Regions from separate parts of the Homo sapiens genome. Here region 2 is linked to region 1. Evidence: chromatin loops called from intact Hi-C (ENCODE). Cell type or tissue: MCF 10A. All regions are shown on one strand. Each heading gives the region's core, and the rest is flanking DNA. Links, peaks and the distances in the headings are about the cores only. Region 1 has its middle 80 kb from the start of MIR492. Region 2 overlaps TMCC3 (transmembrane and coiled-coil domain family 3).

Evidence for each region. A loop is a pair of places that touch in the nucleus more often than their neighbours do. Peaks named below come from ENCODE experiments on the same cell type or tissue, not always from the same donor. Only the 100,000 strongest peaks of a DNase experiment are listed, where the experiment ranks them.
Region 2: a loop joins it to region 1, with 7 times the contacts of the local background. A loop is called at or near these places in 33 of 110 quality-filtered maps.

What each region holds. Positions count from the first base shown.
Region 1 is chr12:94,750,210-94,758,546 of GRCh38, reverse strand. No RefSeq gene overlaps it. Among named protein-coding and RNA genes, the nearest start is that of MIR492, 80 kb to the left of the region's middle. In MCF 10A, for the core only: a CTCF peak has its summit at 3,731; a DNase peak (open chromatin) is centred at 4,966.
Region 2 is chr12:94,599,856-94,608,192 of GRCh38, reverse strand. The region is part of intron 1 of TMCC3 (transmembrane and coiled-coil domain family 3); the gene reads left to right. Among named protein-coding and RNA genes, the nearest start is that of MIR7844, 33 kb to the right of the region's middle. In MCF 10A, for the core only: a CTCF peak has its summit at 4,568 (motif pointing left); a DNase peak (open chromatin) is centred at 4,542.

The DNA of each region.
Region 1 (8,337 bases), core at 252-8,251:
CTGCTCGGATCATGGGTGCACCAAAATCTCACAAATCACCACTAAAGAACTTACTCATGTAACCAAATACCACCTGTTCCCCCAAAACCCATGGAAATAAAAAAATTTAAAAGAAAAAGAAAAAGAAAGGGCCCTTTTCCACTGTGCCAGTGGTATTTGTAATGGAACAATTTCTGAGTAAATGGATACTTTAATGATTTAATCTAGCTTATTTTTCAATAAAATATTCATTGTATTCCCTGGTGTTCTGCTCAGGAAAAAAAAAAAAGTTCTCTCTTGCTCTGACTTTCTCTCTGGCCAAACTAAGAAATGTAGAGCAGATATTTAGTGAAAACTTGGTTTTTCGCAGATGCTCTCCTTTAAAAGAATGCCCTTCTCCTCAGATGAGTCCTGTGGAATGAGACACCTGCTTCCCACCCTTGAGAATTCCTGAAGCCCCTTTCTCTGCAGTGTCCCGTATCTTTGAACACCATCCTTCAGTTCTTGTACTTTTACTGTTTGCTCACACTGCCCCACAGCTCTTACTCCCTTCACTTCAAGTTGAAACACCTTCTCTCCTAGTTGAAACACCCCACATTTGTTTCTTCTTCAAAGTCTTCCTTCAGTCCTGTCTCCTGAACTCATGTGGCTCTTGTATTCCAGCGGTGCTAAGCTGTTTTGAGCAGATGCCTTCTCTAAAACCTCAGTCGTTTTGTACCCATAACTTTCCAATTAGTATACTTTTTTTTTTAAAAAAAGGTTATTATTATTATTATTTGAGATGGAGTCTTGCCCTGTCGCCCAGGCTGGAGTGCAGTGGCGTGATCTCAGCTCACTGCAACCTCCGCCTCCTGCGTTCAAATGATTCTCCTGCCTCAGTCTCCCAAGTACCTGGGATTACAGGCGCCCGCCACCACGCCCGGCTAATTTTTTTGTATTTTTAGTAGAGACGGGGTTTCACCATGTTGGCCAGGCTGGTCTCGAACTCCTGACCTTGTGATCCACCCACCTCGGTCTCCCAAAGTGCTGGGATTACAGGCATGAGCCACCGCGCCCAGCCAAAAAATATTATTTTTTAAATATAAAAGGAAGATATCCTCATTGTAAAAAATGTGAATACAGAGTAAATAAGAAAATGAAATTGCTTCTCCCCACCCCTACCCCACCAGGTCTGATATGCCTTAAGTGTTAATGGTTTGTTGTTTATCTTCTCAGGCTTTTTCTGTTTATATGCAAACGTTTTTATGTGTAAAAAATATGTAAAATTATTTCTACAAAAACAAGGATACATTATTCTGTAACTTACCTTTTAAAACTTAATATGCTATATATAAATTTTATTTTTTTCATGACTCTATTGTTCTAGCATATGGCTACACCATAGCTTATTTAAACAATGTCCTATTGATGCACATTTAAGTTATTTCCAGTGTTTTATTATTACATTGACGTGATAAACATCTTTTTTACAGAGATCTTTTGATATGTTTTCTGGCATTCCTGTCAGCTGAAATACCAGAAGAGGAACATCTGGTTCAAGGAGTATGCACATTTTAAATACTAATAAATATTGCTGGATTGCCCTCTAGAGAAACTGTACTTACACACTCCTACCGGCAAATCATTCAGTCTCAAGGTCTCAGCTTGAGTGTCACCTTCTTAAGGAAACCTGCCTTGTCATCTTTACCCCCAGGCAGTATGGAATGCCCTTCCTTTCTTCTAAAGGAAGAATACTCCCCCCAAAACACTCTGATGTCCTTGAATTTTGGTACTCATCCCACTATTTGAATATTTGTTATATAATCTGTTTCCACCACTGGACTTTGAGTTCTTTGTTTCTCCTTTTACATTTTTTTGTTCCTAGTTTTAAAAGTAACACGTGTTCACTGTATATAATTCCAGCGTCGTGGAACTATCTTACATTAGGGAAGTGTCTATTTTGGATAGTCACCCTGTATCATCCTGTGCACCCCTCTCTCATTACCACTTCCAGCATGGACCATAAAAAACACATACATACTCGCCCACAGGCCTGGGTTCCTGGAGAGAAGGGCTCATGTCTTTTTGATTTTCTATTTTTATTTTATTTCTTAAGAGACAGGGTCTCACTGTAACCCAGGCTGGAGTGCAATGGTGCAGTCACGGTTCACTGCAGCCTCCAACTTTGGGGCTCCAGTGATCCTCCTGTCTCAGCCTCCTGTGCAGCCAGGACTACAGGTATGCACCACTATGCATTTAAAAATTAAGCTAAATTAAAAATAATTTTTTTGTAGAGATGGGATCTTGCTCTGTTGCCCAGGCTGGTCTCAAATTCCTGGGCGCAAGCCATCCTTCCACCTTGGCCTCCCAAAGTGGGATTACAGGTGTGAGCCACTGTGCTCGGCCTATGTCTTTTTATTTTTGTGTTCTAGCACTTAATATGGTAGCTGGTACATTGGACATGCTCAGTAAATGTCACCTCAATGAATGGGAAATAAGCCTCTCCTTAGAAAACATGGTAAGTTACATAAGCACCTGTAATAGGTACTCACATGATTTATGGATTATTTTTGCTTAGCTTTCTTTAAAAAGAGGTGGCTTTGCACAGTCTCCTACACTGCCCTCAACAGAAACTCTAAAGCTGATGAAATTCACCCTCTTCTAAATGATTTCGTTCCATAGCCATTAGGAACTATTTAGTTCCTCTAACAAAGCAAATGCAGGAGCCTGGAAAGCAGTTATTAGCTGAGGTAGATTGGTTTACCGATGTGATTTGTTGCTATGTGTGTTTATTATCCACTGTTTCTGTGCTCATGAAGTCAATATCCCCTGCATTTGCTGAGCCAGGCAATCTGGTGAAATAAGAAGTGAAGCCAGGCACTGTTCAACTCCCGAATCTAGCAACAGCCATAATAATAGCTACCATATATTGAGTGCCTACCATGTATTAGGTATGTTTTACATGCCATTTAATCCTCGTAAAAACCCTATGAAGAAAATATTGTTTTTCTCTAGGTTGCAGATGATATTCAGCCACAGTGAAGTAAACTTTCCAAGGTTACACAGCTATTAAGTGGTAGTGTCTGGCTTTGAATCCAGGTCTTTTTGGCTAAAAGCCATCTGTACTCCCTTTTATTTTATTTTTAAAATTTTGTATTTCCATAGGTTATTGGGGAACAGGTGGTTTTTTAGTGGTGATTAATGAGATGCTGGTGCACCCATCACCCAAGCAGTATATACTGCACCCCATTTGTAGTCTTTTATCCCTCACCCCCTTCCCACCCTTTCCTCCTGAGTCCACAAAGTCCATTTTGTCTTTATTATGCCTTTGCATCCTCATAGCTTAGCTCCCACTTATGAGTGAGAACATCCAATATTTGGTTTTCCATTCCTGAATTATTTCACTTAGAATCATAGTTTCCAGTCCCATCCAGGTTGCTGGAAATGCCATTAATTCATTCTTTTTTATGGCTGAGTAGTATTCCATTGTGTACTCCCTTTTAAATCTTCCTTTCTTATCCTTTAACCTGCCAAATGGGCCTTCTATTATGGAACAGGAAAAGTGGATCATTTGATGGGAAATCTGGAGTCCTTTCTCTTGTTCATCAAGAAAACACTATTCAGATCTCCAAGAAAACACATCATCTTCATTTAACTTTGTTTTATTCTCCCCCTCTAAAATCATAGATCTCTAGAAATGAAAGAGATCAAGTTTACCAGTTCATATTCTCCTGGAGGGGGAGCAGGAGAGCCAATGACAGTATTACCTATTAAATATTTTCATTTTCATCCCAGTAGAGAGTCTCCCAGATTTCACTGCATGAATGAAAAATCTGGAGTTGCTTTGGATTTATATGGGTGCAAAGCTAGAGTCTAATAGAACTAAACACAATATGTAAATTATAATTTAGAATTAGAAACAGAAGGGTAGTCTGGTTCATGGACCCCATGAGGACACCTATATCATCGATTGCCCCAAAGCCATCCTCCGACCTGGAGGCTAAAGAGATCTGGTAGGTTCCTTTTTTTATTACATTCATTCTGTTCCAGGTGGTCAAACATTTCTTTTGTTTTTACTGACCTGTAGAAAAGGAGATGTGTGTCCACAATTTTGCCTACCCCAAGTTTTGGAGGAAATTCTTTGCTTATTACACCTTATCTAACGCCTCCAGTGGGACTTGGGGTTAGCACTTTGCAATGAGACATGTTAATGTGTCTTCAGTAAGACATATTCATATTAGATGGGGATAAGTAAAGATTATGATAACTTCATGTCATTTCAGGTCAGATTTTGCTTCCAAATGATTTGCACACACTTAGGAAAAAAATTTCTGTTTTCAGAACGTTTTGGATTTCAGAATTGCAGATAAAGGATTGTGGACCCATAATTTTCTCCTGTTTTGCACTGGCGGTAGTTTAACTTGTGGACCATCAAAAAAATATGTTTGAGAGAGGACCCTTATCACCTCTTTTGTTTAAAAAGCAAAATAAACTTTGTTTCCACCAAAATGCCTGCCTCCCCGACATTTAGGGGCTGCTGTGGCACCATTCCTGTGTGTGTCCCCTTGGTAGCTTAGTTCCAAGCTTGACAGTTCTCAGGGGTGGGGAGTTCTCTCTGCTCTCCCTTACCCTCACCCCAACCAGTCTCTTCAGCTGCATCCCGTTTCTCCTCTTCTAAGGGATCTGGAGAGTTGCTGGCTTCCATCATCTTCCGTGTGAGGACCGTCACAGCTTGCACTGCTCAGCAGGCAGCTTTTCTGGACACCACACTCTCCCCAAGCCTTTGTTTCTTGATTTTGGGAGCATTCGCCATGGAAACCATTTTGGCTCATCTTATCCCATTCCCAGGTGGTCTCCAAGGCTTTGCCCACACAGTGCCACAATGAAAAATGCAGCCTGGCTCACCGGTTTGCTTTTCACGTTTTCATTGCTTATTTGGCTCATGGCACAATCCCACGGAATCCTCTGCAGAGGGTGGTGTTGCGCCATTCCCTCTGACCCAAGTGTTGGCTCTCACTCTGCTCAGTGTGAGACACACCTTTCACACCCACAGTGATGCCTCACTGCATCCAAAGCCATTCTGAGATTAGCACAGTCTCAGGCCAGATGGTTTGATCAATTCCAATTCCTGCTCCCACGTTGGCTCCTTTAGGCCTCGTATGTTCCATTTAGCTGTTGTTTCTCCGGTATATGAAGTACATCAAGCAGTGAGTATCTTCAGCAACTGCCTATACCAGTAAGTATCTGGCTGTCGGTGGTGGTGGCTGTAGTTTGGCAGTACTACCAGCTTCTCCCAGCACCTGGCTTATCAGAATACAGGATTCATGCCATGTGGCTCTTACTTGGGCCAAGAGTCTTCAGTCAGCCCAGTGACTTAAGTTGCCAAGGAAACTGTGTCTAGTGAGACCTCAAGATTTACAACTCATTCCTAGGCTACAAGGTTTTCTCCAGAATTTTTGCTGACACAGTTTATTCCCATAACCTCCCAGCCCTGTGGGGTGTATAAATCTTTGAGCTTCTCTGGAGAATTCACTTTACTGCATGCAAGGCCTAGAATAGGGATCAAAAGAAGTTTGGCTTCAGGGGCCTCATGAACTTGGAAATTGTATGCACTATTTTGTGTGGATGTATGTATGGGCATTTTTTTTATGGGAAGAGGCTTGCACTGGGTGCTCAGCAGCATATTCTGAAACAGTGTAGACTTGGGAAATCTATTTAGTCTTCTGAGCCTCTGGAAAGTGAGGATAATACTAGATTCTGTCCCATTCATTTGTAATGAGGATAAAATGAGAAGTGCATATAAACTGTCTAGTACAGTGTCCATAAATATTCATAAATGTTAGCTATCATTTGACTGTGAGCCTCAAAGGGTTAAGATGATGTGACTGCCTTTCGTTCCTTAGGATTAGGTGGCAGATATAGAATTTGAAATCATTTTCTTTATGCTGCACAGAAAATCTTCACAGTACTGCCTGGTGTGATCTCCTTAGCATCCTTTTTGGTGGGTGGGAAAGAGTGCATGACTATCCTCTTTTACAGGTGAGGAAACTGAGGCTCACCATGATCACCTAGCTAATAAGGCTCCAAAAAAATAGGTCCTGCTCACAATCTGGTGGGACAAACAGATCCTAAGACAAGCAATTACAGACCACGATGAGCACCATCACCCTTGAAGTACAGGATGTTAAAGCATCTACGAAGGTCAGGGCAGGCTTCCTGGGGTGACAATCCGATCCCTGAAATGTGGGTAGGAATAGGTTAGGCAAACGAATGGACTTTGAGAGAGTGTTGCATGTAGAAGGAACAGCATGTGCTGATGCCTCGAGGGAGGGAGCGCTCATGGTTCGGGTGCCTCGCAGCAAGAGGGAGTGGGAGATGAGGCCAGGGGAAAGTTTCTTTTAACCCCTAAAAAAAAGGAGATGAATGTGCAAAGAAAAAGGAAAGGAAGGCCGGGTGCGGTGGCTCATGCCTGTAATCCCAGCACTTTGGGAGGCTGAGGTGGATGGATCACATGAGGTCAGGAGTTCGAGACCAGCCTGGTCAACATGGTGAAACTCCGTCTCTACTAAAAATACAAAAATTAGCCAGGCTTGGTGGCAGGTACCTGTAATCCCAGCTACTAGGGAGGCTGAGGCAGGAGAATCGCTTGAACCTGGGAGGTAGAGGTTGTGGTGAGCCAAGATCGTACCACTGCACTCCAGCCTGGGCGACAGAGCAAGACTGTCTTAAAAAAAAAAAAAAAAAAGGAAAGGAAAGGAATAGTGCAGACAAGTAACTTAAGCTAGGCTGTGTTGGCACACCTGCAAACATGCAGCCATTTAAAATAATTCTGAGGAAGACTAACAACACAGGTCGTGTTTGCTGTGTTAAGTGAGGAAGAGTGTTTATAAAACTGCCCGTGTATCAAGATTGCAGCTGCATAAAAACTAATCCTCAAATGACAGAGACTTACACGGAAGAAGGAAAGTAACTCTTCTGTTAAGGTGATAGATTTTAAAATGTATTTTAATGTCTTATTTTGTAAGTTTTGTTTTAGTTGCTCATTGTTTACAGTGCGTTGCCTGGGAGATCAGGATCCAGAGTTCTGCTGATCCCCCAGCCTCTTCAATTCCGATTCACTCATTTGATTCATTAATTCCTTAGTTCATTTCAGGCTTGCCCTGTTCCAGGCACCATGCTTGAGCCAGCAGGGATCAGTTGTGTCTGCGTGTCCATTACTGACTGGGTCATCTTTCAGAGAGCCCAGCCGCTCTGACTCTCCCAAGACCCATCCCTCCATGGCTACATAAAAACACTTGCTCCCTCACTTGTTCTCAGAGACACCTCTAATTAATACTTTCATTTTGTTCACGTGAGAAGAAGGAAAAGGCAGTACCAGTTGGTGAACATGGCACCTTCCGGGATCTAGAAGGCAGTAAGCAGGGAAATTAAGTAACTGGAGAAGAGACAACCAAAACAACTGGGTGTCAGGCAGACATGTCCGTTTGACCTGGTTTATTACTGCTTAGCGTCTAGTGCTTTTGCAGAATTGCCTGGCATCTTCTAAGCTTTCCACAGGGATCAAAGGCTTTGTTTGCTCCGAATGTTTTCTTAAGCAGTTAGTTGGAAATCTACCTTTTTGTGCATGTCAACGAGAAGAAAGCAGCAAGCTGCCATTAGATTGAGCATCAGCAAGAAACCTTGACCCCTTGGTGCTCTTAGCATGTGTACTGTGCAATTCCAGGGCTCTGAAGGCAGTCTCAGCACACAGGAACAGTTAAACATTTTGTTAATGTGTCTGATTTTTGCTTTAAAATGCTCCAGTACACATACACAGTGTAAGAGAAGAGATGAAATAAGAAGGGTGATGGATACATTAGTTCATTGTACCATTCCCTTTACCTTGTTTGTTTGAAAATCTTCATAAGAAAAAATTAAAATATTTGAAATACTGATAAGAGCAAAATACCAGAAATAAGTGTGAAGAGCCCCATGTGACAGTAACCCCTCTCATCCCTTTGGAGATGGCCAGCCCTAGATGCTGGGCCCTCCCTCCCCTGGACCCTCCACTTCAGTGGAGTGGGAGTTGATGAGTCAGGGAAGGAGAAGTGGCAGCTGCCTAGGGACACTGGACTCTCTACTGCTCTCTGAAGTGTGGTTTCAGGAGCTGCAGACTTCCCAAGGCCCCGGAGCAGTTAGTTCATCCTTTGCTTTCCATGATCATCTCTGAGTGTGTGTCTGGTTAGAGGTTAGGAAATTGTCAGTCTGTGCATTCAGTACGGACCGAGCACTGTTCTAGATGCTGAGGATACAGAGTGAGGTTTCTGCTCAGGTTGAGGGTACATTCTGCTGGGGGAACTTGACAATCAACATGGATGCTTGTCATTGAGCAAGACCATT
Region 2 (8,337 bases), core at 24-8,023, 150 kb after region 1:
ATAAAGTTTGATTCCTTTGAAGGATGTGTCCCTTAATAAACATACCCTTGCCTCTGATTAGATATTATTGAACTCTTTGAGTCAATCCTATAATATGAAGTATATATTCACTGATTGTTCACTACATGTTTATCCAGGAAGAAAAGCAATCAAGCAAAGTGTTTCTCTGACACAGAGATTGTGGTACTTATGGTATATTTACAATGGCCTTATTAAAACATCAGTCATAACATTGAAAGCAATGAATGACATCAGAGTCATTAAAGTATAGAAATCAAATAAATTTTAGTTCATCAAGTTCAGGGTGATATCCTGAGTTGAATGAGAGACTTCATAATGTTCTCAGTTCATGAACAGATGGTCCCCTAACATTTCGAAATGCTGATTAAGGTAGGTGGACTGAGTCAGATTAATCAAGGGTACCACATTGTAAATACTGTTATGTAGTTAGCAATCCTTGGCATCTAATTAAGTTCACCTTCTTTCAGGCTGGGCACGGTGGCTCATGCCTGTAATCCCAGCACTTTGGGAGGCTGAGGTGGGAAGATCACTTGAGGTCAGCAGTTCAAGACCAGCCTGGCCAACATGGTGAAACCCCATCTGTTGCGGGAAGTCAGGGACCCCGAATGGAGAGACCGCCTGGAACCATGGGCAGAACATAAATTGTGAAGATTTCATGGACATTTATAAGTTCCCAAAATTAATACTTTTATAATTTCTTATGCCTGTCTTTACTGCAATCTCTGAACATAAATTGTGAGGGTTTCATGGACATTTATCACTTCTGTAATAATACTCTTGTAATTTCTTATGCCTGTCTTTAATCTCTTAATCCCGTTATCTTCATAAGCTGAGAATGTATGTCACCTCAGGACCACTATTGTACAATAGATTGTAAAACGTGTGTTTGAACAATATGAAATCAGTGCACCTTGACAAAGAACAGAATAACAGTGATTTTCAGGGAATAAGGGAAGATAACCATAAGTTCTGACTGCCTGCGGGGTCAGGCAGAATAGAGCCATAGTTTTCTTCTTGCAGAGAGCCTATAAATGGATGTGCAAGTAAGAGGGTATCGCTGAATTATTTTCCCAGCAAGGAATACCGTGCGGAAGGAATGCATTCCTGGGGGGAGGTCTGTAAACGGCCACTCTGGGAGTGTCTGTCTTATGCAATTTAGATAAGGACTGAAATACACCTTGGTCTCCTGCAGTACCCTCAGGCTTACTAGGATTGGGAAATTCCAGCCTGGTAAATTTTGGTCAGACCAATTCTCTGCTCTCACCTGTTTCCTGTTAAGATGTTTATCAAGACAGTACGTGCACAGCAGGACATAGACCCTCATCAGTAATTCTAATTTTGCCTTTGTCTTGTGATCTTTATTGCCCTTTGAAGCATGTGATCTTTGTGACCTACGCCCTGTTCGTACACCCCCTCCCCTTTTAAAATCCCTAATAAAAACTTGCTGGTTTTGCAGCTCGGGGTCATCACGGTCCTACCAATATGTGATGTCACCCCCAGAGGCCCAGCTGTAAAATTCCTCTCTTTGTACTCTTTCTCTTTATTTCTCAGACCGGCTGACACTTAGGGAAAATAGAACCTACTTTGAAATATTGGGGCTGGTTCCCCCGATACCCATCTCTACTAAAAATACAAAAATTAGCCAGGCATGGTGGTGTACACCTGTAGTCCCACATACTCAGGAGGCTGAGACAGGAGAATCACTTGAACCTGGGAGGCAGAGGTTACAGTGAGCTGAGATCACCCCACTGCACTCCAGCCTGGGTGACAGAGCGAGATTGTCTCAAAAAAAAAAAAAAAAGAATAAGAAAAAAGTTCACCTCCTTTCCCAAGGCAAAAAGAAGCCCCATGGTTCTTAGGGAACTTGGCATGAGTAAAGCCTCTTGGGCATTTTACCCTTTGAGCATAAAATTCATGTTTCCAAATGATACTTCTGCACACAGGCAGTAGTTCCATAATAGGCTAAGAGCAGGTGTCCCTGAGTGAGAGTTCTCACAGTCTTGTTGCATTGTTAAAGGCTCTAGGTCAGGTACAGACCCATGGTTTGGTTGATTGCAATTCCCAGTAAAGAGAAAAAAAGCGTCTAGCATTGACGCTTTCAAGACTGCCTTCTATCCACCCCCCTACACACATACTTGTTTTTTTGTTTGTTTGTTTGTTTTCTGTTACTAATCTCATTTGGATTTTTTTTTTCCACATATAATTTTAGTCATAGTTAGTACCTGGTTTGACGGAGTAGATTGGTGTAACCGTGGTACTTTCCTGCATTCAGGAGAATCTGGGATGTCTTCCGTAAGTATGGCTTAGAGTGAGGGGAATGTGATTTGCCGTGTACATTGAGGGATTTCTCTTTTCAGTCCATAAATAAAAGACAGAAGGCATTGCACTCTTCAGGAAAGTCATCTTTAAGTCCTGCCATTTTGTTCATCGTAGGTGAAAACTTTGCTCTTCTTTATCTAGCCCCCGATGGAAAGTACCAAGGCTGTGATAATAATTGGAGTTTGAATAGTATTGAGCCTGTAGAAGAGAGATGAGTGGAGATGGAATAAATTATGAATTGTGTATTTATGAGGCAAAATGCCTGATTTTCCATATGTGATGGACAGTGTTCTTTTAGGTAAGAACTCAGCTATCCTTAGCTTCAAATGATGCTTAAAAAAAGGAAAAGTCCAAATTACATGATCCCAGCATCCCAGATAGACGCTTACTTAATGTTGGTATGCAACAAGTGTATACGCATGTCATGACCAATTACACAGATTCATGAATGAACCATTCTTATGTGACCTGAACTAAATCCAAAATCCCTCTGTGTAGTATAGTCACAGTGCTGTATTTTTAAAAAATTAATAAGAACCTAAACAGTATCTGTATTTAAGATAAGCCTCCTTTTCTTTTTGATATTCCAAATTCTCTATGTCTCCGTATTTTATTTTCATGATTATAAAAACACCACCTGCTTTAAAATTCCTGGCTTCCCCTTGTCTGCATGGTCAGGTGTCTAGCCTAGCATGGTTTGCAGAGCCTGTTGCAGGTTGTCGGTGTTCTTCTGAGCCTTGTGCCGCCTCCCTTTAGGAATGCTTGCCATGCACCTCTTTTTCACCCCAGCCCTCAATCATGCCTTGATTTAGAATGACCCATTTAGCCATTCTCAATTTTAGACACTCCAACTTTTAGTTTCCTAAATACATATTCTAGTTTTTCCTTCTGCAGATACAATGTGCTCCTTGCTAGGCTCTCAGCAGATTTTTGAGCTGCCTCTAAGTCAATTATCACCTTCTCAGAAGCTTCTCATTGAAGCCCCCTGCTTATTTCCTCCCCTTGGTTCCTATAGTACTTATTACTTCTTTTTTTTTTTTTTTTTTTTTGAGATGAAGTCTCACTCTGTCACTTAGGCTGAAGTGCAATGGCACAATCATGGCCCACTGCAGACTTGACCTCTTAGGCTCAAGAAATCCTCCCACCTCAGCCTCTCAAGTAGCTGGGACCACAGACACTACCACACGCAGCATTTTTTTTTTTTTTTTTTGGTAGAGATGGGGTCTCACTATTGTGCCCTAGCTGGTCTCAAACTGCTGGGTTCAAGTAATCCTCCTGCCTCGGTCCCCAGAGTGCTGGGATTACAGGAGTGAGCCACTGTGCCTGGCCTTGTTACATTTTTTAATTCTGTACGCCTCCCTGCCCCAAGAGTGACCTCTTAGGGCAGAGCTTATCATATTTCTCTGACTCCAGTTCTTTCAGCACAGGACTTAGTTCACAAAAGATGCCCAGAAAAACATTTTCAAGTAGCAATTCTGTATTTTAGGGGGCTTGGTTTGCAACCTAAATTAATCAGTTCCATTAGCTATCATAAAAACAATTTGGTCTAAGTAAGCAAGCCCTAATTGTACTTTGTGTGCTTTTAGTTAAATTCAGCCTCATTGAGAAACATTGGCTTTCTAAATGACTATTATGTAATAAAACAAGGCATTAGCAATCTGGATCAACATGGTATTAGGATTTTGCTGCATTTTGCAGAATTCTAAATTGCATATTTTTATGTCTAAATCTGATGTATTCAGTTAAACCACAGATATTAATGCCTTGCTAGTAGTACACGTGTGGATTTCTGCTCTTTTTCATTGGCTCTTTAGTATTCTAAAAACAAATATTTATGAGACAGTGTCATGAAAGTTTGGGAAACTTTAAAAATGTTAAAGAGCTGACAAAATGCATTACAGGTTGACATGCTAATGAAATTTAAGTGGTTTTTTTTCTTGCTAGAATTGAGCAATACTGTATGTTAACATTTATTCATTGTGCATTTGTAATGTTACAGGTACTATAAAGATAATAGTTTTGACAGCTCCTGCATTTTTGTTATCTAAGTTTTTTTGCATCTTATTACTTTTTTGAGGTTTCACTTACAGTAAAGTGTATACATCTTAAATGTACAGTTGGATAATTTTTACCTATGTGTATGTCCTGAGTGACTGCCACCTGGATCAATGTTGTTAGCACCCCAGTGCTCCCTGGTGCCACCTACTGGTGAATCATTCTCCGTACCCCTACTTCCCCGCAAAGGGTAACCACTCTTCTCACCTCCGCAGCACGCTAATCATACACCATCACATTTTTGTGTGTGGCTTCTTTCATTAAGTATTACACACGTGAGATTTGTCTGGGTTGTGTGTTGAACAATTTTTCATTCCTTTTGTTGCATATGGTTTTTAACGACTTGTTGCTTATTAAATTTTATTTTGGTAAATAAGATTCATTATAAAGGGATGGCTCATGCCCATAATACCAGCATTTTGGGAGACCAAGGCAGGCAGATCACATGAGGCCAGGAGTTCAAGACCACCCTGGCCAAGATGGCAAAACCCCGTCTGTACTAAAATACAAGATGGCAAAACCCCATCTCTACTAAAAATAAAAAAATTAGCCAGGCGTGGTGGTGCACGTCTGTAATCCCAGGTACTCGGGAAGCTGAGGCATGAGAATTGTTTGAGCCTGGGAGGCAGAGGTTGCGGTGAACCGAGATTGCGCCACTGCACTCCAGCCTGGGTGACAGAGCAAGACTCTGTCTCAAAAAAATAAAAAATAAGATTCATTATAAAGAGTAATACTCAGTTTGTGTCAGTTGGTCTGTGCTAATAATTTTATGAACAAGGCTATTGGCATTTTGCGTGCAGGATGCCAGCCTTACAGACCTAATAGTAACAGAACTGCTGCATATGAGAGCTGCAAGGCCCTTAGAGTTTGCAGAGTTCAGCCACCTTGCTTCTTTACGAGGACCTAAGGTTAATTGGATCCCAGGTCCCCCGAGTGATCTAGTTCAGTTGTCTTCTTGAGGTCACTGTTGCTGTGTCACAATTCAAACTTGATTATGTGGATGTCCATAGTCAACAGGAAAACAATCTTGGAAATTTAGAAATCCACCTGGGCATGATGGTGCACTCCTGTAGCCTCGGTTACTTGGGATGCTGAGGAAGATCACTGGAGCCCCGGAGTTGGAAGCCAGCCTGGGCAACAGAGCAAGACCTTGTCTCTAAAAGAAATTAAAAGAAAGAAGAAAATCTAGAAATCTCTAATTAGCAAGACTTGGAGTTTCAGTTATCTACAAGTTTCATTCACTCATCTAGAATACTTCCCTTAGTGTCAATTAAATGAGATGTTACTGACCGTTCATGGAACTTCGTCTTTTATTAAAACCTATTCTTAAAGGAAAAGGAAGGGGAAAATGTAACCAGTGCACATGTTTGCTATGGTACTTTCAGCTTTAGCGCACTGTCTTAAACTTTTGATGTTCCTAGATTTAGTTATTTTAAAGCCCTGTGAAAACCACAAGGATTGTTCTCAGTATGCGAGGTCTTAGGGTAAGTTCTGAGTCTGTGATCTCTGCAACTAAAAAACCAATCCCTAATCTTATACCTTTCTGCTAAGGTCGTAATGATTCACAGAAGTTTTGTAGAAAGGATTTTGAAGGAGAGATTAGTAGACTCAGCAATGGAACATTAAATCCTTTATAGGCCAGGAAGTAACCACAGAACGTTCTTCAGAATGTTAGAGCCTTCCTTAAGTATGATTAACAAACACAGGGACAAGTGGCTTGTCTTTTTTCTAATTATAACACACTGTTTTTCAAACAGGATTATGGTCATGAAATAAATTTGATGAGTAACAACTATCACTTTATATTCTTATATGGAAAAGCAGAAGGAACATCACAGCAAATACTCATCTACCTTACCCAGATTCAACAATTTAAAATGTTCTTATTTTCTTTGTTTGTGTTTGTAACCTGTTAAAAGTAAGTGATATACAGACACCAGGTCCCTTTCTTTTTTCTTCTCTTTTTTTTTTTTTTTTTTTTTTTTTTTTGAGACCAGGTCTCACTCTGTCACCCAGGCTGGAGTGCAGTGGCATAATCTTGGTTCACTGCAACCTCTGCCTCCCGGGTTCAAGCAATTCTCCTGTCTCAACCTCCCCAATTAGCTGGCATTACAGGTGTGCACCACCATGCTCAGCCAATTTTTTAGTAGAGATAGGGTTGGCCAGGCTGGTCTCAAACTCCTGACCTCATGTGATCCACCCACCTCGCCCCCCCACAATGTTGGGATTACAGGAATGAGTCACTGCGCCCAGCCTTCTTTTTTGTTTTTTGAGACACAGCCTCACTCTGTTGCCCAGGCTGGAGTGTAGTGAGTGTAATGGCATGATCTCGGGTCACTGCAATCTCCGCCTCCCAGGTTCAAGTGATTCTCATGCCTCAGCAATCCCCTGAGTAGCTGGGATTACAGGCATCTACCATCATGCCCAGCTAATTTTTGTATTTTTGGTAGAGATGGGCTTTCACCATGTTGGCCAGCCTGGTCTCGAAAGCCTGGCCTCAAGTGATCTGCCCGCCTCAGCCTCCCAAAGTGTTGGGATTACAGTCATGAGCCACCGCGCCCGGCCAGGGCACTTTGTTTCTAATATGTATCTGCAAACAAGGACTTTTTCTACATAATAAAATTAACAAAGGTAATTATAATTTCTAATATCCAGTTGTCCAGAAAATTAGGTAGCTGTAAATACAGTTACATTGTGTGTAGTAAAGATAAGTAGTATTTTACAAAACTTTTGTTTTAATTAGGTGTGTGCATGTATATGTGCACATACATAAGTATGTATATATTGGTAAACATGTATTTCTTTCTTGGATGTCTCATTCAGAATTTGTAATATACTGGGTTATGACATAGAGAAATTGGGTTCGTATATAGGTATTTGCTGCTCAGTGATACTGCGCGTTCTGTGCTGAGTGTTGTATGGTACCTGAGAAAGTGAATGCTTTCAGTAACTAGTAAAAAACCCAGCAAAGATGATAAAACAAAGAGGAACCCACCTAACAGTATATATAAGAGCCAAAATGGATCAGGAAGGAGAAGAAGTCCTTTGGAAAGGCCTCATGGAAGAGATCTTGAAGGAATGGTAGGATTTGGATATGACAGAGGCCTTGAGATGCTGTGTCCGGAAGGGAATGGTGTAAGTGTTGAGGTGAAACAGAAAGTCCAGAAATATGTTCATGTACCACAGTGCTGAGATCCACTTGGTGGATGGTGAAGGAAGGAGGAAGACATTGGAAGTTGAATAGGAAAAATTACTCAGGGCTTAAGTACCAGCAAGGGGAGGAATCCAATCTCTTTATTAAAGGAAGAATCGTTGAACATCTTAAGCAGTGTTTTAGTGTGATGGAAGTGGGAGTTTAGAAGATCAGTGTAATGACTTCCTATAGACTAGATGGAAGGAATAGAACACTGAAAACAAGGAAACCCAGTTAAACTGTTGCCCTTGCTATAGGTGAGATAGGAAATGAGGATGTGGATTAAGATAGATGGCCCTGAGGATAGCAAGGAAGGGTCAATCTGGAGAGAAACCACCAAGCCAAAAAAAAAAAAAAAAAAAAACCAGAATTTGGTGACAGTTTTAAAGAAGAGATGAAGGAGAGAGAACATCAATAAAATAATTATGCTGTTTACCCCTAAGGTCATGGAATTAAGTATAACCCAGTCCCCAAACCCCCAACATAATATCTGTAAAAACAAGCTTCCAAGCATAATTCATATTCATTCATTTTCTCTCTCTCCCTCTCTCTCTCTTCCCCCACCACCACTCCTTTTTTTAGAGATGGGGTCTTGCTGTGTTACCCAGGCTGGCCTCCAACTCTTGGGCTCAAACGATCCTCCTGGCTCAGCTTCCTGCGTAGCTGGGGCTACAGGCACATGCCACTGTGCCTGGTCATGCCATAATACTCTCAAAAAGTAGGCTAAGGAGGTTTTATAGAGGAAGTAG